2 separate regions of the Mus musculus genome follow, and region 2 is linked to region 1. The links are chromatin loops, found by intact Hi-C in ENCODE. Cell type or tissue: heart. All regions are shown on one strand. Links, peaks and the distances in the headings refer to the core of each region. The heading gives the core; the rest is flanking DNA.

Evidence for each region. Peaks named below come from ENCODE experiments on the same cell type or tissue, not always from the same donor. Only the 100,000 strongest peaks of a DNase experiment are listed, where the experiment ranks them.
Region 2: a loop joins it to region 1, with 1.8 times the contacts of the local background. A loop is called at or near these places in 6 of 42 quality-filtered maps.

The regions. Positions count from the first base shown.
Region 1 is chr4:8,801,941-8,812,806 of GRCm38, forward strand. Chd7 (chromodomain helicase DNA binding protein 7) reads left to right here. Exons shown (of 38, transcript NM_001277149.1): 5 at 3,211-3,348; 6 at 4,356-4,421; 7 at 9,500-9,555. Among named protein-coding and RNA genes, the nearest start is that of Gm46841, 90 kb to the left of the region's middle. In heart, for the core only: no CTCF peak of the experiment used is centred there; no DNase peak of the experiment used is centred there.
Region 2 is chr4:8,696,697-8,707,562 of GRCm38, forward strand. All of the region lies in intron 1 of Chd7 (chromodomain helicase DNA binding protein 7), which reads left to right. Among named protein-coding and RNA genes, the nearest start is that of Chd7, 12 kb to the left of the region's middle. In heart, for the core only: a CTCF peak has its summit at 5,571 (motif pointing right); no DNase peak of the experiment used is centred there; H3K4me3 peaks cover 309 bases; H3K27ac peaks cover 2,350 bases.

The sequences.
Region 1 (10,866 bases), core at 3,208-8,207:
ACCCTGTGTTTTTGAGACAGGCTCCCTCACTGATTTGGATTAGTGAAGCATGCTAGCCTTGGCTGGCCTGTGAGCCCCAGAGATCTTGTCTCCACTCCCTAATGCTGGAATTGTGAGCATGTCCTTTTATGCCTTGCTTTCTGTTCAAAGGAGCAAGGCTGAGGCCTCTTGCTTGCAAGGAAAGCACTTTCCTGACTGAGCCACCCATCTTGCCCTTGTTAATTTTTTTTTTTTTTTAATAAAAACCAAAACATACTTTGTAGCTTATTTATAGCACATGGTTGGAGATGTGATATATTCATGATAGAATTTTGATCAATAAGTCAGTGGTATCCCAGATGGTAACTGGTTCAGTGTTAGATTCTCCTGAGGTCTAAAAGTGAGTAGTAGGAATTCGGGTTCTTGTGTATGAAGCTTGCTGCCTTCACTATTTGGACTGACAGAGGTCTCAAAAGTATGCATGACAGTTGTGAGTTATTTCCTTGATAGGTTCCGTGGATGCATGCCAGTCTGGTCCTTTGGGATGGCTGGGAATGTGGCTTGTGCAAGTGACATCTGAATTATCAGGGAGTGGGTCCCATTGGAATAGGCAGCCAGCCCTTAGGGACCAGTTGGGCTTCCTCTTACCTGTAATATATCCTCAGATCTTCCTACCCAAGGCCCAAGGGTCTGTAATATGTGGCCCCCTGCAGAGAACTTCAGCTTGAATACTGCATTCTTCTTGAGTAGAACATCCTGGAAGAAGGTTCTAAGAAGGTAGAATGGTTGAAGATGGTTGTGACCCACCACGTGGGTGCAGGGAATCAAACCTTGGTCCTCCGCAAGAGCAACAAGTGCTCTCAACAACCGTGCTGAATCTTCTCTTAAAAGTTGGTTAAGGAGTTTGGAACTAAGAATGTATAATGAAATTCATTGTATCCTTGAGGTTGTTTTGTCTTAATGTGCTCTTTTGGGACTTTACAACAAAAATATTTGGATAATATTAAGAATTGTTCTCACAGGCCTGATGTAGTGGCACATGCCTTTAGTCCCAGCACTTGCCAGTTTGAGGCCAGCCAAAGTTACCAAAGGAGACCCTGCCTCAAAACAAAAGAATTATTTCCCGTTCTGACTAATGAACTACTGTTTGGGGTGGGATTTCCTCCGGGATTCCCCCCGCCCCCCATTTTCCCTTTTCTTTCCACTCTTTTCCTTGCCTTGTGTCCACTTTCCACCCTGTATTTTAGGTACGGAAAAGCACTTAGCAGTTCAGGCCAAGCTCCGTGCTTCCATCTAATTGTCTCAGTAACAGTTCTGCATTCAACAGCCAAAGTCAGGCGGCCACAGAAACTGCCTAGAAAGCTGTCTTCCTGGTGCCTGCTACAGGAAGTGATGACGCAGGCTGCGTGTTTGTTACACTTCTTCCTGTGGTGCATCTGTGAGGGGCTTGAGGGAAAAGTTCCAATGCTCTGGTTGCTCATCAAGAGTTAATGACATGTTAACTCTAACTGACTCTTTCACAAGGTGCGGCCACAGCAAGGCCACATTTTCATTTTCTCCTCAGGACACACTGATTTTAACCAAAAGTATCTTTATAAAGCAGGTTAAATGGAATCGTTCTCAGGCTATGAGGTACCGTCCTGAGGCCGTGTGGGTCTTGCCCCAAGAGATCACAGTGTCTGTCATGTCTTCTTCATTTGTATGATGAATATTTTACGTCCTCCCATCTTAATGCTGGCCTGCACAATTGATGAATCTTTAAGAAGCAGCAGTTCGTAATTCTTAGAAAAATGTTTGTGTCCTGTATTCCTCGGTGGCGTCATTATCCTTTCATTATTTATTCCTATTTTTTGCTCTCTATTTCTTTAAAAAGAAATTTATTTCTTTAAAAAGGATTTTCTTTTAGGGCTGAAATTACAGTGTTCTACCCCTACCCCCACTCATTCTCTCTCTTCATTCAGAGAGAACCTTATACCTAGTAACACTTTTTATTTCTTCAGGTTGTCCCTGTTAGCGGAAGCACACACAGGTAGCTTCTCCAGGAGTATTTCTGGAGCGGTAGAGAAGTAAAGCGCTATGCATTGCGCCTAAGCAGCAGATTCTCTTCCTCTTCAGAGGGCTCTTGATCGTCTGCCCATCCAGATAGAGAAACAGTTTGCATTTGTCTTAAGTAGAGTCATAAGTGACTTTTGCAGTCACGTGATTTGCTTTCATTCATCAATTTACCATGGACAGATTTCCAAATATATCACGTAGCTTACCGGAAGTGGCGCTGGTAGGTCATAGGCTTCACACATCTATGTCGTCCTGCACAGGCTGTGCCGGGTTGTGCTTGACCACAAACATGAACATTCGCCAGCAGTCGTACTGACTACCAGGCTTTGACATTTGCAGCAGCATGGTAAAAAGTTGTATTAAAACTAGAACTGCCAGGCAGAGTGGCACACAACTTTAATCCAAGCATTTGGGAGACAGAGACAGGCAGACCTCTTGGGGGTTGGAGCCTAGCTTGGTTGTGAATTTCAGGCCAGCCCTGGCTACATAGTGAGAATCTGTCCCCAGATAAACAAACAAACAACGCCACCCTACTTACCAAAGCTACTCATTATGAGATGTGCGTGTGGTTCCCACTTCTCCCTCCTTCTCCAGGACTAGGAATTGACCTGGGGCTCTGTGCATTCTTCGTAAGTGCTTAGCACTGAGGCGGACATCTCCAGCCCCGAACTGTTTCTTTCAGGCCCCAGAGTAAAGTGCATTGGAATACCTTGAGAAATAACAATATAACAATGTTTGTATTAACCTTTATAGCCTGTAGATTATTTTCTAATGCACTGTTGTTGGTGGGCTCTCTACATTATACTTTTCAGTCATAGAGAAATAAGAGCAGAGTGTGCTAGACTGCCATAGGTCCACTGTGCACCTCCGGTATTGCCACTGCCCGCAATGGAGATGGCCAAGTGAGGGACAAGGTTTGCTGTACCCGTGTGTTCTTGTTGAAGGGACTGCTGTTTGGAGCAGCAGCATTACAAGGTCCTAGGACCCCATATCTCCAGATAATTGCTGTGGTTGTCACAATGTCTTTTCACTCGGCATTCTAGATGAAAATTGCCAGTTTTCCTTTAAGATTTAGAAAAGGAAAGGAGGAAGGAAAGCAGTCTTACTACTGTGTACCGTGTTACAGAGCCCCAAAGCCTGCCCTTTAACACTCACACTGTTGGGCTTCTGTTGTAGAAGAGGCGGTCCAGCAGGCAGGTGAAGAGGAAGCGATACACTGAAGATTTGGAGTTCAAGATTTCTGATGAGGAGGCAGATGATGCAGATGCTGCTGGAAGAGACTCCCCATCCAACACCTCGCAGTCAGAGCAGCAGGTCGGCAGCCAGGCTTGCGCCGTTTCATGTGTGCTTTCAGGGTGGACTGGGAACTTATGCCTGGAAGCCAAGCAGTTCAGTGGCAGAGGTGGACTTGGGGCAGGGGAATGTTCTGCTGATGTTGGCTGACGTGTCGTGGGAAATTCATTGTTCAGTAGTATCTTAAAAAGCCCTACTTGCTCAAATTCATTTTTATACAAGGCAATGATATGTAATGTGCCAGAGGTTTGGAGAATTAAATGTCTCTGCTGAGGAAGAGTCTGAGCTAGACTATGAACCTCTGAGAATTCAGTGCTGTAGCTCCCGGAACCATAATAAACCACTCGAGCTCATCTCCTGCTGCTTGGCACCGTCAGAACCCCTTTATAAAATTACTGCCTTGGAGTACCCAGCAGGGCACACTGTATTTTCTGTGCAATGTAAATGATGGATAAAATAGTTTGTATGTAGCTCGGGCAGTAACAGAATTGATTATTGCAAAGATTTTATTTATTCTTTTTTTTTTGCTCTTACTGTACTTTAGTTAACAAACTGGCTGCCAGTTGAAAGGCCCTATTAAATGCAGCTTGGTGTTTAGCTGGCAATCGGATCTCTATTAAATTGTTGTACACAGCCTCCATAGGACAGAGCTGCCTACAGTAGCAGGGCAGAGGGAGCATTCAGTCCGTGAATATCGGTGCAGGGAAGTTGCTCCTGACCGGCTGTCGCGCACAGGTTACTTTTCCTTAGCAGCCAGGGAGGATGCGTTGTGGCTTGAGGGACTGTGCTTCTCTCCGTAATTAACCACACAGTCAGGAAGTCATAAGCACAGCCCTTCCTTTGCCTTGCTGTATGTAGTGTGAGGTTTTTCTTGTTTTTAGTAATTTTTCCCACTGTTAACTTTGGGCCCTGTGGTTGAAAGGGCAGGAGGCATGGGCAGAGGGGAGTGGTGCTTTCCCACTCGCGCTTGCAGCACAGGTCAGATGGCTTGCCAGTGGGATCGGCTGATACCACTTTCTCTTTTTCAGGAATCTGTTGATGCAGAAGGCCCAGTGGTGGAGAAGATTATGAGCAGCCGCCTAGTGAAAAAGCAGGTGAGCGGCGCCCTGTGCAAAGATGAGGATCCCATGGGGTGATCGTCCAGGTGGTTTGCTGCATACTGCCCTGTTAAGATGCCACTATGGCGCGGGGTATGGTGGTGGGTGCGGAGGATCAGGAGTTCCAGGTCAGCTGTTTCTTCATGTGACCATGTCTCAAAAAAGTAACAGCAAAAAGACAAACAAATAAAACTAAAGAAAAGCCCAATGGCTACATTATCATAAGATGAAGTGTCTGTCGGGTGATACTTCGCATCCCCTTGGTGATTGATTGCTCTGGAATGAAATCAAAACTCCATTAAGCAATGACCTTAAGATGTATCAACCTTTGTAACCCTATTTGGAGAAGTCAAGAAACTCAAAAGAAATGTTTAAGACTTCCAGAGGTACAGACAACCTTTTCCATAGAAAATGCTCCCAAGAAGACCTTGCTCGGGAGCTCCCAATGCCCTCATCAGGCTCGGTCTGTTACTGGGGCAAGCAGACGTTGTATCACGCTGCTTACAACTTTTTGCATAAATAACTTAATATGTTGAAAGTATCTTTATTACCGATACAGTTCATATTGATAAGCAAAAGTGCCTGCCAGTGGCAGCAGGTAAGCTCGTGGCCCAGGCGCGTTAGAAAGAAGAACTCCATTATGTTCTCTAAGCACTGGGAATTCTCTGCTCCGAGTCAGTTGCCTTCCTGCCCAGATTGGGAAATGCTGAGCTTGTATCTCCAGAAAGTAGGTACTGTGGATATACGTCAGCCAGGCAAGCCTGAGTAGTTCTTCATAGCTTTTGAAATGTAGAGCAAATGTGATTTCTTTTAGTAAAATGAATGCAAGGTATAGTTTCCCAGTGGCCAAGAGAATCATGGAACTTAGATGCTGTCCTAAAGTTTATCAACTATCAGACAAGGGAAAATAAAGACAGACAGACAGACAGACAGACAGACAAGCACGCTACCAGCAACAAAATACTGGTGAGCACAGGCACTTAACACAATTGTTTCTGTTAATGTATCATCGGTTGGGGCTGAAGAGGTGACTGAGAAGTCAGGAGCACTTCCTGCTTCCAGAGGACATGAGTTCAGTTCCCAGCACCCTTTTTGAATGTTTCAAAATGACCTGTAACGTAACGCCAACTCCAAATGATCCAATGCCCTCTCTTGACCTGCAGTCATATATGTGCACGCACACATACATAAAAATAGAACTTGTATTTTTTAAACTGAGAGCTTATTGAGATACCCCTGCACCAACAGTAGGCTTGCATGTCCCTCTTTTCTCACATACTCAGGATTTGCACACTTATTACCATATACACTACATGCTCCTATAAAAACTATCCGGAGCAACAAGTCAACGTACTTCAAATCGGGTGTTGAGGTGGAGTGTGGAGGATGCAGTTGGTAACTGAGTTTGTAGCTTCATGCCCTAATGGATCAAATGATAAAAACCAAGGCAGGTTTGTCACGTGTTGGAACAGACACGAGCACTACTTAGCTCGTTACAAAGGCTGCCTTTTCCTAATGTCTCTAGAACTGTTAGTTTGTGAGTACAGATATATGGTAAAATGTAAATAGTTGGCATGCTTCAAAGAGTGGTCCCCTTCACTGGACTGGCGCTACTTGAGGAAGATAGCTGTGTTCTTGGAATGGGATGCACTCATGTCTGTTGAACTTGTAGTACTTCGGCAGGCATACTTAGCAGGCTTAGAGCTGAGATTATAATTAACTCTATTCTCCATAGCTAGTGAGATTGTACCTGATGCGGACATGGCTTTTCTTTCTGTTTTGCCTGCTTCAAAGAACTTAGTTTTTCCCCCTCTGCCCACCTTTACTGGCAGGTACCTATGGATTACAAATTGATATTACAGCCCCGTGTGGCTCGCTGTAAGGCATTAGATGTCATTGCAGATGTATATGAAGATGGAACATTTATTGAAATGGCTCTCAACCTCCCTAATTCGTGACCCTTTAACACAGCTCCTTATGTTATGGTGACCCCCCCCACCAGAAAATTTTTTTCATTACTACTTATAACTGTAATCTTGTTACTGTTATGAATTGAAATGTAAATATCTGATAAGCAGGGTGTCTGATACGTGACCCCTGCAAGAAGGTTGTTCAAGCCTCAAAGGGGTCATGACCTGGGTTGAGAACCACTGATTTATTGGCTTGGTGAATGTGGGAATGGAGAAAATTGGTAGGAAAAGTTCTCTGGAAGACAGGAACTGTCTGAATGTAAGGATTGTAGAGAGCCCACAGATGCTCATCCGCTGCCGCCGCTCAGAGGCTGCTAAAACTCCATCAGAAGAGACAGACCATTAACAGCCACTAACTTTTTAAACTGCAAATGTTCTCAACATTCGTTGCTTTAATTTATAATTGCTATAAGTTTATCATTTTAAAAAATGATAACAGGGGACAATATTGCACGTGGAAAGAAAAAGAAATTTGATATTTTCCTGTGGACTCTAGCTGTGCTTCCTCTTACTATGAATAATTTAAGAATTGTCTCCCAGGGAGAGCCACCTCAGCTTCACACACCATGACAGTGGGCGTGGCTTGGCATTTAAATATTGTCCTAAACACAAGTTAATGTCCCCAAGACCCAGGAGAGGGGTCTTGTATATGAACATTGAGGTATGTTTGAATGTGTGTGTAGATATTTAGAGTGCATAGGTGTTTTGTTTTCCATATTTAGTTATAGCACTTCCTATATGCCATCTATCTATAGAAAATAATCCAAGCCCTTTTCCTTTTAGAATCATAAGGTCAGAAGTTATCTTAGAGTCAGAATCTGGGTGTACTATATACACAGGAGAGATACTATCCCCTAACATTTATTTTTCTTTATTTAACATATGTTTTCTCCATAAGGAGTTATATTAGATTCCAGGATAATTGAACATAACAATAAAAAATAGAACATTTTATAAAGTTAAAGTCTTAACTATAGTCTCCAGAATATCTTTATTTTCTCACTCAGTACTCTGTAACTCACTATCTCTGTTTGAGTATGAAATATATTAGACCAGAAGCAGTTTATTATTCTTCTCTGTATACTTTTTCATTTTTTGTTCATTATTTGTATAGTTTTGAGTAGAAGAGCTGTCTAATTTAGCAAGGCTATTCTTTCCTTGAGGGTGCAGGTTATCATGTGCTAACGGCTGTTTCAGGCCACGTTAGAGAACTAGGCTTGGCTCCTTGGTCACATGAACAGTGAGACAAATATGTTAATATAGCCAAAACATCAGGTTTCCTGTAACCTGTTATGATTCCTTTACATTCATTCCTGGGGAAGGAAAAGAATACCCATTTTCAAATGTCTATTGAACTCATGAAAATACTCAGAGCACTGTCAGGTTAGACAGTAGCTGGCCAAGGAGTGATCTCAGTGTTTGTGTGTGTGCGTATGTGAAGCTGTGCGTTATCACCCTATCATTCATTGAGTCTGCAGAGTATGGAAGTTTCTGCACACTGGTACTGTGGGCTGCTGGAGGATGGACAAAGGAGATGTCTTTAGTGAATTCTTGTAGAGAGTCATGACTCAGCATTCTCTCCGGGAAGCATGTGCACACTTACGTGAAATGTAGTTAGCAGCTGGAGTTGAAGCTCCACAGAAGAACATGGCCATGTTTTATGTGTAGCCAGTTAAACAGAAGACAGCAAACAAAATTTTTGTTTACTTGGGGACATGGCACACGCCTTTAATCCCAGCACTCAGGAGGCAGAGGCAGGTGGATTTCTGAGTTCGAGGCCGGCCTGCTCTACAAAGTGAGTTCCAGGACAGGACAGGAGGGCTATACAGAGAAACTCTGTCTCAAAAAAAAAAAAAAAAAAAAGCAAAGCTGTGTTATGGTTAGGACCTTTCATAAGCCCACTAGAGTAAAATGAGATGTTCGTACGTATTGGCCATATTCTAGAATATCTAGGCTTTGCACTGGTGAGAAGCAGTTTAAAATGCACATTTAATTGAAACTGATAAAAGGTTGGAGGGAATTCTAAAAGGTCTTTAACTGTGGTTTGAGTGTTATGTATGGAAGCCAGCCGGAGTGCCCTTATAAGACATGTGCCCTCTGTCATCCTCCACGCTGGCTCTCCTGTTTGGCCCCAACCATGTTCCTGTTCACCCTCATTTTCTTCAAAGATCTATGAGACCACCCAGCACCCATGTGTGAGCCTCCAGGCAAGCTCACCAGCTCTCGTAGGAGCAGAAAAGAACTTCCTGACACGTGGGTAAAGGCTGTTTATGGTTTACATCTTTGCTTTATCTGCTCAAACATTGTAAGAAAATGACATATTATGAATCCTTTCACACTCCAAAAGCAAAAGCCAAAAGGAAAAGAGAGGTTCTAAACCATAGCATTGATGTTGTCTTCGGTACTTTCTGGAAGCACTCTGACCACCGAAAGCTCTTGACTCGGCGGACATGCATCGCAATTTTAACCCACCGAAATGTGGGATTGGAAGTGTTAATTTTATTTGGCTGCCATGTGTGTGAGACATCTTGTCTGAAAGACTTTAATTGTTCCACTGAGTAAAACTCAAACCATGAGTAGTGATGCCCCGAGTCCCACCATAAGAGCAAGGTTTCCTTTTATATGGTTTCTTGTTTAGAGTTATTAACTATATGGAGAAATAAATGTCTTTTAAATATTTTAAAACATTACAAAACCCACAATGTAAAGTTGCCATGAGGCAGCCAAAAATAATACATATGGCATTCAGGAGAGCAGTTGCTAATTGGCTGCTGCCTGAGAAAATGGTACACTTGGCGTCTACTTAACACTGCGGGTTTGGCAGCCAGCCAGGCTTGGGGTCAGGTTGTTGTGAATGAAGCTGCATGTGGTTAGGGAGGGGTTAAAATGATTCATGCCATACAATCACAAGCGCGTTGAGTGGAGCAGCGTGCATGTGCCTGAGTACGTCAGTCCCCACGGCACAGGCTGCCCAGGCTTCCTGTGCGCTCCTCTTTCCAGTCAGGCCACCTCAGGCATTGTGTCCCCCTGTGGGAGTATGTGGCTGCCTTTGAAATCGTCGGTATATGATTTTAACGTGTGTACCTCAATCTTCTTTCATTGCAGAAGGAATCTGGCGAGGAGGTAGAAGTTGAGGAATTTTATGTGAAGTACAAAAACTTGTAAGTAAATTGTTCCTCCTTTCAGCGGGGAAGGGTAGACCTGGAGTACAGGACTCTTTAAGAATTGTGAACATGGAGAGTTTGGTATGGTTTCTTTGCTGCCTCAGAAAGGCTGTTTCCTCCTAACTTTGTTATTTGTAGTACTTTGCACATGCTTTTCTAGAAAATATTTAGTGTGTAGAAGTTGACTAATTTTCTTATATAAGCAAGAAGCTCATCATAGATAGAAACATCTGATGTGATCATAGTGAAATAAAGTAGAAGTTGACTGTCCCCCAAAGAGTGGCTCTTGCTCTTCATGGTTGCGCCTCTCCCTGCATCTGTGATGAGAACTCTGTAGCCCCTCAGAGGCCCCGAGGCCCAGGATGCTCTCGGGCTTTGATGCAGTGAGCTCTGGCTTTATGTGCATTGCTTTCCAATATTTGTTTAGTGGGTTTAGTTTAGTTTAGTTTAGTTTTAATCTGAATGGAGAAACACAGCTGCCTTGAGCTGTGTCATGGGATCTGTGTGCTCACTTTGGCAAGTCAGTGTGGTTTTCAGGATTGGTCACTACCCTCCCGAAGAAGACAGAGGCCCTTCCTAACCAGACACACAGCTAAGGACAGACACCTTTGCTGACCACAGATCTGTTCTCTCTGCTTTGCTCCTCTGAAGAAGACATATGTAAAGCCCGGGTGAATCAGTCCTGGGTTTTAAAGGATGATTTTTAGGAGTTGTTGTGAAAACAGCCTAAGAAAGTACATTGCCCCAGGAAAATGTCACCACCGAGTGCCATGTTTCTCTGCTTTTGTCCCTTTGGTCTGCATTGTGTAAATACAGGGTCACTCTTCTGAGGAGGTAAGCAAAACATTAAGTAAAAAGTCTCTCTCAGTCTTACTGTGAGAGTCAGTGAAATGAAGTCTGGCAGTATAAAATAAAATGCACAATAAATGTTAGCTGCCATCAGTATTGTGTCCTCATGGTGAGTTTATGTCTAAGCACATCGTTCATATGAGGTGATTTCCTGTGGGGAATCCTTAACGAGAGAAGCTGAATAGGCAAAGAGGGGGTAACCTAAATGAGTTGCAGGGGGATTTCCCTTGGGTGTGTCAAGTCAGATGGAGGACTGAGGGTTAAGTGTTGATTGACATGTAATTGCACCAATAGATGACAGGCATCAGAGACAGAGTGGGTGGGACCCAAGGGTTGCCATCCATTCACCTGTGGGAAGCTCCAAAGACAGTGTAGGACCCTGTACCAGGGACTGCTGCCAAGCCAGAAGACTTATCAAACAGGCAACAAGAAGTTTAAGGGAGGACTAAGCTGGTTTCC
Region 2 (10,866 bases), core at 3,171-8,170, 110 kb before region 1:
CTCAGCAATGGGATGAGGGTGGTGACCGTCCCAGCTGGCTCTGTGTGTAGCATTTTTCTGTTTCTGGTCTAGCTTGTAGCACTCTGTAGGAGTTTGCTCATCAGAGGCTAAGCACGAATCCTGCGGTAGCCAGACTTGGCCACGTTTGCCCTTCTGTGTCCTCTCTTCTGGAAGCTCTTTTTAGTTGCTTGTTACGTATTCGAGCAAGGTCCTTGGGCTTCCAGGAGATAGCTCGTGGGTGCCATGTGCTCTCTGGCTGTGCTTCTCACTTGGAGGGAGTTAATTGTGTTGAGACCGTTGCGTCCTACGTGGGTGTTGGAGAAATGAATATATTATTTAAGTAATTGGAGAAAAAATAACAGCCTTGGCCTGAATACTTACCTGGTGTTTAGTGGAGTATGTACAAACCAGTTTAATATGCAAATTATCTTCAGAGATACTTTGTTTCATTGTAAAAGTAGATTATACATCATGGTTGCTGGTAGCAGAGGTGTTGATTGACAAACCCAGAAAAGCTTTTGAATAGTGGATTTTAATAATATTTGAACTAACAAATTATGAAAATACTGTGTATTAACATTAAGACAGACTTTGTGTTGCTACTTGTTGTTGGTTGGTTTTATATTTTATTTTATTTTATTTTATTTTTTTGTCTGCAAATGAAGATGTCCTCCCTTGCAGTTATTATTTTTGAAGGTCTCTTAGTATAAGAGACCAACATTTCAGGTGGCCCTTGCCAGTTCTTTGATAGGAGTGTATTTCTGATACTATTTCTTCAACTTCTTAGTTTCAATTTTTTTTATTCTTTTTAAAAATTTTATTATTTTTATATGCCTTGATGCCTGCATGTGTGTCTGTGTGAGGGTGTTGGGTTCTGGAGTTACAGACAGTTGAGAGCTGCCATCTGGTTCCTGGGAATTGAACCCAGGCCCTCTGGAACAGTAGTCAGTGCTCTTCACCTCTGAGCCATCTCCCCAGACCTCCTAGTTACAACTTGCTAAGAATTCCTTTAAGATGCTTCCTTTTGTTTGGTTTGTCAGTAGTGTGTTTCTGAGGTTGGAGAGGTCATGTCCACAGGAGCTCTGTGGTAATGGAAAGGTGCTGGCAGCTCCTGCAGTCTAGGTATTAGTGGGCTCCTCAAGTGACTGTGCACTTGGGGGCTGCCTCTTCTCCTGACTTCAGCAGTGACTAAGGAGGCAGCAGAGGTCATATGGTGGGCTTGAATTCTACACCATGCATTTATTTTAATCAGTACGGGGTCAGGCACAGCTCCTGCTACTGAGGACTGCAGATGGCATGCGCTTTTACCTCAGCCTTTGTGTGGGGAACAGCTAGGAATCAGACCTGTGTGAGCATTGGTGTGCAGCCTCTTCTTGGGAATGTCATCTTAAAACAGACTAGCAGTGGATCTGGGCTCTAGATACCTTGCTAATTGATTCCGCCCCTTACCCCCCAGTTCTGCAGCAGATTTGGGGACTACTGTAACCATTTAAGGAGTGTACTGTGTCTCCTATTTTTTCGGAGAGACTGGGGCATAGTAGAAATCTGTTTTGTTGATATTTCAGACAATTATAGGTGTACTTACCATTTAAACACCTAAAAACCATTAAGTATGTTTAACATGAGCAGGTAAACAATGAGATGTCCCTTCCAGAATAATAAGCATACATTTAGCTTGTAACTCCATGCTTGCTAGTGCTCTCTAGCTGAGTAATAGTTCTAGTACAGCTCTACCACAAGAATAAGCCTTAAGATCAGATACATTTTATAGTGTGTGGGCCAGGCAGTTACTTTATGTGTGGGTGGGGCCCGTGCACTGTTAACCATTGATTTTTAGAGGGAACTTAAAAGCCTCCATTGTGGTAGTTTATATATTTTTATGTACTTGACCTTGTTTGTGTTTGAACATGTTAGGAAAGTCATGCCAACCCTCTGAAAGTTTCAAAGTCTTGATTAAATTGTGTGTTGCATCGAAGAAAAGCAAAGAACAAGATATCTTAAAAGATAACAGTAATTGTAATAGTGAGAGTGTGCGCCCCTGTGTGTGTGCATGAGTGTGCAAATGTACACACATACTTGTGCTACAGTGTGTGTGTGTAGAAGTCAGAGAACAACCCGTGGGAGTCAGGCATTGAGTCCAGGACTTTACAAAGTGAACATAGACTGTACCACTGAGTTACACCATAGCCTGTGCTGAGTGTTTTAGTGGGTCTTTAATTACTCATCAAAACCAACTTCAGGTAGAATTATCCCCATTTTGCAGCTGAAGAGACTGAGGCTTGAGAGGTTAAGTTCCCTAGAGCCATCCCATTTCAGTTGGTGGTGGAGGAGCTTGAATCCTGATTGGCTAGATTCTAGAGCCTGCTTGTATAGCCTTTTAGCTACTGTGACACCCAGACCAGCTTTACTTGTGTGAAATAAGAAAAGGTTGGAGAAATGCCTCAGATGTTAAGGGCACTGGCTGCTCTTCTAGATGACCTGTGTTGAATTCCCAGCACCCACATCACAGCTTACAACTGTTTGAAATTTCAATTCCAGGGGCATCTGACACCTTTACACAAACATACAAACAGGCAAAACACCAATCAGTGCTCTAAAAAATAAGTAAAGTATTGAAAAAAGAAAAAGAAAAAGGTCCTTTAAAAGTACAAGCGACAATGCTACAACCACATAACTTCTTTTGCTGAATCTTGTCAGCCTAGGTTGTTTCTATCCATACTGCTTATTTGCACTTAATGTTCATAGTCTGTGTCTTTCACCCTTAAGACTCTTTCTCTCCAGCGGAGATGAAAGAACTTGTGGAGACCACACATCCATACCCTGTGGTGGCTGGAAACTTGAACTCTTATGCTAGAAAGACCAGGTATGAATCATAATGGTGGAGATTCTGATACAACCACCCAACCAAAGATGCGGTGAGATGAGTGGACACTCACGCTACCAGAAGCGTGGGATCAGGCCATATGGCCTACTGGGTGAGCAGTTGTTATGTTTATCAGCTGACCTTTAGTTGTTGAACCCATCAACCTGTGTGTCTTATGTTTAGAAAAAAAGTTATATTTATTTATTTTGCATGTGTACACATGTGGCACATGCCACAATGTGCCTGTGGAGCACTGAGGACAGCCTGATCATGTTGGTTCCCTGTTTCCACCGTGCGAGTCCTGGGGACTCAAACAGGTCATCAAGTCTGGCAGCAAATGCCTGTAGTTTCCGAGCAATCTTGCCAGTCCTTGATTTTGTTTTTAATTATAAAGGTTCCCCAGACTCTCATCTTAAATGCAGAGTAGATAAGAATGAGTGGCCTGCAGTGTCGATGGGATCTGCAGTTTTCACTTTTTCTCGGTCTAGACATTTAAAGTTCGTGCTTGTGTGCACTTCCTCCAGCAGAATGGCCAGACGGCAGTGACCCGATCCTGCTGCTCTTGGTTCCTGCAGCCATGACTCCAAAGTCTCTGCTTCTCAAAGTGACAGTGTCAGGGAGTCCTTCGTCCCCTCCTGCTTCACCTGTGCTCTCTGCCTTGCGTTACTGATGTCTTTCTAGACAACGATTTCTTCTTTCTCCTAAACCTGCTGTTCACGTAGCAGATGACATTATTCTTTACGGCTAGTAGCCTGGACAGGGTCACTCCGTTCTGAAGTGTAAAATGTCAGAGTTCATAGGAACGCCAGGTCCTCCAGTCTTAGAACACATGACTTCCTCATTTCCAGACTTCTGATTATTGGGTAAGGAGTGAGCTTGTGGCTGGAGTTGGGGACTTGAATGGCAGCTAGGACATGTGGACAGTTCAATTTCAGGAAAGAGGAGACTTGGTGAAGCTCCCACAGAAGGGTCCTGCCTCTCAGACAGGGACAGGAAAGTGAAAGTTCTTAGAAGAAGACTCACGATCCATACAGCCAGCATTTACTGAGCATGGACTTTGAGCGTTAGCATTTTACAAAGCTGTCTACACAAACAATTCTCACCAGATCCTGAAGTAGGATTAGGGAGAATGCTGAGGTAGGGATAGTAATTGTCATTTTATAGGGTGATGAAAGGTAGCTTTTGAGATTGCTGAATATAATTTTCCAAGTTCACAGTACTTAATGGGTACAGTTGACTGGAGTCCGGACAGGTACACTTGCCAGCCTGTGCCACTGCTGTCTGTAGAGGAAGCTTTGGATGCTCCTATGGGAACCGCCCAGATCTTAGAAGGATTGAGGAACAGGCAGATCTTGTGCACTTGTGCTTTTTAGAATAGTTCCTGGAGAGAATCAGAGACTGCAATTTGCCTATTAATGGACTATAGTCTGTGAGGCCCCTCTCCTCAGATGCCATATCTTATCAGTTGCAGACACTTCAACCTGAAAAGACACAGGCTCATCACGAAACTCCCTCCATGCCAGCCCTGTCTCCATTGCTCAGTCCAGGACACAGTCAGCATTGAATTATTTAGTTTATTGAAGAACTGTTTTTCTTGAAGTTTCTCCCCAGTGTTGATCCAAGTTACAATTCGCTGGGCATCTTTTTCTCACTGCCCTCGGCATCATTGATTCTGATGCTACATGGCTTGCAGTCACAGCATGCCATCATTCTGGTCCCTTGTATGAACATTGACTTGAAATACTTGCAGACTGCTTCTACTAGCACCCAAGACAGACCTCCTCCACAACGTTACACCCAGTCAGAGGCAGTCACTCACCACATGATAACATTCAGTCCCAAAGCGTCGGGTCGCCCAGTGATGCCAGTCATTTTCGTGGAAGTGTACCTTAGGCTGTTCACAAAATGCCATCAACTGAAGAAGCAGCTCTCAAAATTTATCCTGATCATGACGTGACACCTAGCCCTTGCCTAGATGCATACAGAGTGGATTTGTGTACATCTGCAGACCTGTATGTCATGGCATGGTTTTCCTTGCCAGTGTATTTTAAAAGGGAACGATAAAATCTTAAGTGGTGACATTACTTTCCCAAATGGAAATAATGTATCACAGGGCTGGTAGGATGAGAAAGTAAGCCACTTGCCTCCCAACCTAATGGCCTCAGTTCAGCTCCTGAGGACCACATGGTGGGAAGAGAAAGTAGCCGCCTGCAAGTTGTCTTCTCATTTCCACATGTATGCTATGGCATGCAAGCAAAAAGTTAACAAACTCTCATGGTGAATTTCTGGCTATTTTACATTTCTGTGTCTTTCAGGATTGAGTAAACTGGCATAGGCTTGAATACATTGAGTTTCTGGTTAAAACGTTTTTGGTACCTGTAAAATTTTAGTCTTGGCCTAGAGAGATGGCTAAGAGCAATGACTGCTCTTCTAGAGGATCCAGGTTCAATTCCTAGCAACCATGTGGCAGTTCACAGTTGTCAGGGTCCAACACTCTCATACATGTAGGGTAAAACACCAACGTGTGTATTGTAAAAGTAAATAATTTATTACAAAAATACTCTTTGCTTTAGAAGAGTTTATTTACAGAATCCCATTTATCCAGATTACTCTTTGTCCTTACCACTTTCCCACTCAGTTTTTAAAATTAATTTCTTTAGTTTAGGTATATGAGCACTCTATGTGCACATACACCTGCATGCCAGAAGAGGGCATCAGATCCCATTACAGACGGTTGTGAGCTACCATGTGGTTACTGGGAACTGAACTCAGGACCTCTGGAAGAGCAGTCAGTCCAAACCCACTTCTCTACTTATTAAAAAACAAACAAAATTAACCCCCCCCCCCAGATGTAAATAGGGGCTAGAGAGATGGTTTTCCCAGCAGTTAATATCACTAGCTGCTCTTGCAGAGGACCAAGGTTCAGTTTACAGCACATGGGGCCTCACAACTGTCCTTAATTCCAGTTCCAAGGGACCCAGTGCTGCCTTCTGGCTTTGTGGGTACCAAACATGCAGATTGGGTATAAACATGCAGACAAACATGCATATGCAGAGAATGAAAATAAGTCTCTAAGAAACAAAAGCAAGCTTTCTGAGGATAGACTGGGATGCTAAGTCACCGTTAGCTGTGAGTGCCTGGTAGAAAAGGGAGACTGCCCTGTCACTGTCAAATGCATTAATGAGGACAGAACTGGATGCCAGCGGCCATTTCTTGACTTCTGAGCACACTGAGGGGCTTAGCTGTAGTTGAGTTCTGGTGGCCATCTGCTGCTCTGCTTCTTTCAGCTGGGAAGTCTGTACCCTAGCTTTTTGATGACCGTGGTCTTTGATGGTGAAGGAGATGTGGCTAGTCTGTGGAGGAGTTGCAGAAATTCAGGCTTGTTGACACTTTGGAGAGTCGTTGGCATTGTCTGTCTTTCTCCATAGCCCAGGATTTGAGAACTCGCAGATGAGCTGGGGTAACATCATTGGGGTCACCCTTTCTGGATCACAACATAGTACTTAGACCAGTCATACCTTTACCGGTCAGACCTGTAGAGTGAGTGTCTACCGGCCCACTGTTGGATCTGGACATGGGTTTGACTTGTTTCAGGAGGGGAGGAGGTCCTGAGAACAGGTTTCAAGGCGTTTAAAGCAGGAGTTCACATTCTTGTAAAAATTGCCAGTGCGTTTCTCACAGAAAATGCAGCCTCTTCATCTGCAAGCCATCTTTGTGGAATTAAAATGCCCATGTGTTTCTAGAGTCGGAATGGTTATTGCGTTGTTTCTGATGTGCTCCTGACTGCTGTTACCCAGGGTCGGGCTGAGGATCCCGATGGCTGGGAGTCCAGAACCTTCTCCCATGCTGCCTCTGTTCTTATTTCCTTCTCCCCTGTTCCTTCCTGTATGGGGTTGGCCCTGGGCCTTGTCTTGGTATGGTTCAGGTTCACAGTGTTGGCCCTCATTGCTGTCTATAACCCTTAAAGCATGACTAGACTATCATTGGTTTTTTTCCAGTGGGTGAGTCTACTATGGAGACGGAAAGGATTCAGAAAATACAATATAAAAATTGTTACAATGTATTTGGAATGTTATTAATGAGGGACTGTTACATTTTTACATCGATGTGGGTAATTTGTAGCCATTCTTTGGCAAACTAGTCCATGGCCTAATTAAGAGCTTGTTTCAGGAGGAGTTTTGATGTGTATGATAGGTGTGTGCAAAGAGAAATCGGTAAGGGGCATCATCTTTTGGGAGCAGTGTACTCATCATAAGCCAGTGTGATTTCCAAAGGCATACAATGTGTTTAAACAAGAGCTTGTTCAAAGTAGTCGAGTGAGTGTGTGAGTGAGTGAGTGGGTTAGTGCAGGGCTTCGTAGTGTAGTGCTGGTAGATCAAGACGCCAGTGTTCAAGCAGAAGTGAAGCTGTTTCCTTCTGGTCTTAGGTTTACTGACCCATTCTTGTTACTTGTTCTGGAGCTTGGGGAGCAGGCTGTTGGGGTCCTGAGCTTTCCCTCATGCAGCCTATGTTGGCTTTCCTTTTCTTCCTTCCTGTGTGTTTTGTTGTTGGCCCTCTGTAGGTCTGCTTCAGGATCCCAGCTTCAGCTCCTGTTTCCACATGTGACTCCCAAAACCATTATTTCTAGTACCAAAGGTCAGACTCCATCTTTAGTGTTCCAGACTGTCTACAAAGCACCATGACCTCCGCTTCCTTTTTGTAGAACTATAACAAAAGTTTACTCTTCGCTATTCTGGATCTTAGGTCCTGCACACGCCCTGGTTGCCAGGCACAGGAAGCTGCTTAGCTGGGATGTACCACATCTTCAGCACTCCCTGTTTTGTGTGTTGGTGTCTTTGTGCCCCCTCCCCCACTGTGTACTTTTGAGAACATATTTGCCTATCACTATTCTTTGCCCAGGAAGATGGCCTGTTTAGGGGAACCTCCCTTGCTTCTTGCCTGCGCCTGTGGAGGGCATCTCCCTGAATTACACCTGTGTCCTTGTGACCTTGCTCTCTTGGCTGTGGTGTTTTGGAGACGAGCTCTCTCGGTTTCTGTAACCACAGTGAGTAGGATGGCTTCAGCTTTGTGCCTCCAGGAAAGGCTTATGAGGCATCTTCCACGGCTAAGGCTCCAAGTGCTGCTGGGCCAGGGAGTTTTACGCAGAGGTTCCTTATCGGAGAGATTGGGCGGTGGCCCCTGTGTGGCCCTCTTCCAGCTGGTTCAGAATGTGGGTAGGGAAGAAGAGATAAGTTATTGTGGCCCCATTACCACATTCCCGGCGACTATGTAGAATACTGCTAACATTTGCTTTTTTATGGATCACACTAGTGATCCATGGATCGACCATCCATCCCCACCATGTCATATTTTAGCATGGTATTAACAACAATAACAAAAAACCCTAAAACCACTCATGGAATACCTTGGGAGAAGCCAGTTGCTGAAGTTAGCTGATTCTAGGAATTGTGCTGTATACGGAGATGCTAGAGCTGTGGTCCCTTAGCTAATGCCCATAGTGAGAAAAGGAACTTACCTTGTCAGTGGGATTTTAGGAGTGGGCTTCAGAAATCCAGGCCTATCCAAAATTGTTCAAGTGTGAATTTCTGCATAGAGGTCCATGACCCTGTCAGCTTTAAGAAGGACATGAAAGAATCAAGAAACATGGCCATTAAAACCAGGAAAGAACTCTTACGATTTTCAGATTTATATCTTTGAAGAGCCACTGATAGTTTCCGTTTGGGACCTCCAGCAAGATCTTGTTGGCATCTGGAAGCGTGGCTATGCTTGGTGGGAACGGACTTTATGAGCTTCTAGAGTTATGCACAGAGTTGCAGGCTGTTCTTGCTGACCCTTTGGTCTGACTTTACTGTTGTTGCAGGTATGCTATGTAAAATTATGATTGCACTAGGTTTTAGGAGACACTGGAAATGCTTCCCCTTGCTTGGAAGTACAGGCTAATGTGACCATATGGGTGATGGAGACACTGTGTGTGAGAAAGTGCTAGGACTTTGTGTTGTCGAGGCGTGGTCAGCGTGCTAGCAGTGAAGTAATGTGAACAGAGTGGGCTACCATCAGCCAAAGGCCCTGGTAGGAACCTGGTAGCCCACCCAGACAGCCTGCGGGGGCCACGGCAGGGCTTAGTGTCTCGGCACCGTCTCATCAGGGTGGCTTTCTTGGAGCTGTGGCCCTTTGGAGAGGGACACAGCACTGTCCCCCACTTCTGCCCACTTCTCTCAGCCTTCAGTCTCAGAGCCTGCCTCCGGAGGCAGGGAGTGTTGTCCAGGAGAAGGGTAGCAGGTTGGAGAGTAAGGAGAGGGTTGGGTTGTGGTGCAATTGGAGGTTCAGCCTGGGTGAGATTCTCACTGAGGTTACACGATGGAAATGGAGATGAAAGGTTAGTTTGGCAATGTGTGATGTATTGCATTTAGAGAGAGACTAGAGGCAAAAAGTCAGAGGCTGTTGAAATAGCCCAGCCAGGAGGTAGTGGGACTTTGTTAAGGGCGGGGGAAACGGACTGGAGGATGAAGATAGTCAGTCTATGGTGAGTGTTGATGAGGGTAACCTGTGACTCTCAGGGATGGTACCTGAGTATACTCTGAGGGGTCAGGCCCCACCTCAAACAGGAAGGGACCAATCAGAGGGGGAGAAGGGGAGAACTTAATTCATCACTAGGTTACAAAAACTTGCAAATTGTGTGAGTAATTTATGCTAGGCTCCAAGGAACACAGCTTTAAGTATAGCACTTAGGCTCAGCAGGGCCGGGTCACTGGTAGGTTAGAACCTAGCTTGCGCTACATAGCAAAACCCATTCATTCTCAAACCATAACCCCAGCCCCAGATTATTACTGAAAATAACCCTTCTCTTACCAAATTGTGAACACTTAAATGATTACTTTTCCCCAGAGTGTGTTGAGACCTTATTCCTTGCTATTGCCAGAGGCTTAAAACATACAAACATACAAGGCTGTGTGTATCAAGGATGCTTATATATGGCCACGATAGGGTGTCAGCCATCGGCCCTGAGAAGCAGTCTGGAGGCCTGTCAGCTGTTACAAGAGAGCGGTCACACTGAAGTTGGGGATGGTTTAATTTATGCTGTATTATGTTAGAATATCATGTAGACAATGCAGATCACACTTGAGGACAACAGAAGGTTTCAAAGAATAGAACACAAAACAGTATGTTAACTGTGGTTAGATCAGTCATAGGAAAAAACAGAAGACAAATATATCAATTTAAAAGATAGTTTTAAAAAAATGGAGAGTTATAAAGACTGATAGTTTCCTATAGTTAAAAGCTGTGATGCCGGAGTTGAGCAGCTCTGGATTGAATCCATACTGAGCTGTCTACTAGCTGTGGCTTTGAACAAATGACTAACTAGTTCTGCTTATCAGTAGCAAGTTGCACAGCACTTAGGACTCCGTTTCTTCACCTGCACCTGGCGGTGGTGACAGCGCTTCAGCCAAATGGGGATTAATGCAGCAGTGCGTCCGAATACCCTACTCTGCTTTGTGCGCTGTTAGCGCTTAATAAATTAATTGACTTGCAGTAGTTTTTATTTCACTATTTCCTTACCTTTTGTGTTCATGATGTTATACTGAGAGGATTGTAAAATCAGAGAAGACAAATAACACGCTGTATGCAAGGTCATAGTTTTTCACCACTTTTGTGGTATAAACAGGGAATCTTTTGAGTTTTAAGAGTAAATTTAACTAATTATAGCTCCCTCACCCCCAATGCAACTTTGCCTTAAGGTTGTTTGTTTGTTTGTTTGTTTTTCCACCCCTTAGATTGGCTTGCCGGTATTTGAAGTATTTTCCTTACCCAAATAAATTTTCTTCTGTGGCCAGCTGAAATTAGGAGACCTCCCTCCCTTGTCTTCAAAAAAAACAAAAGCAAACATACAGACATAGCCTTTAAATATTTCTATAGATGAGGTCTGAATTTGTATTATTATTATTATTTTTTATATATTTTTTTATTAAGTATTTTCCTCAATTACATTTCTAATGCTATCCCAA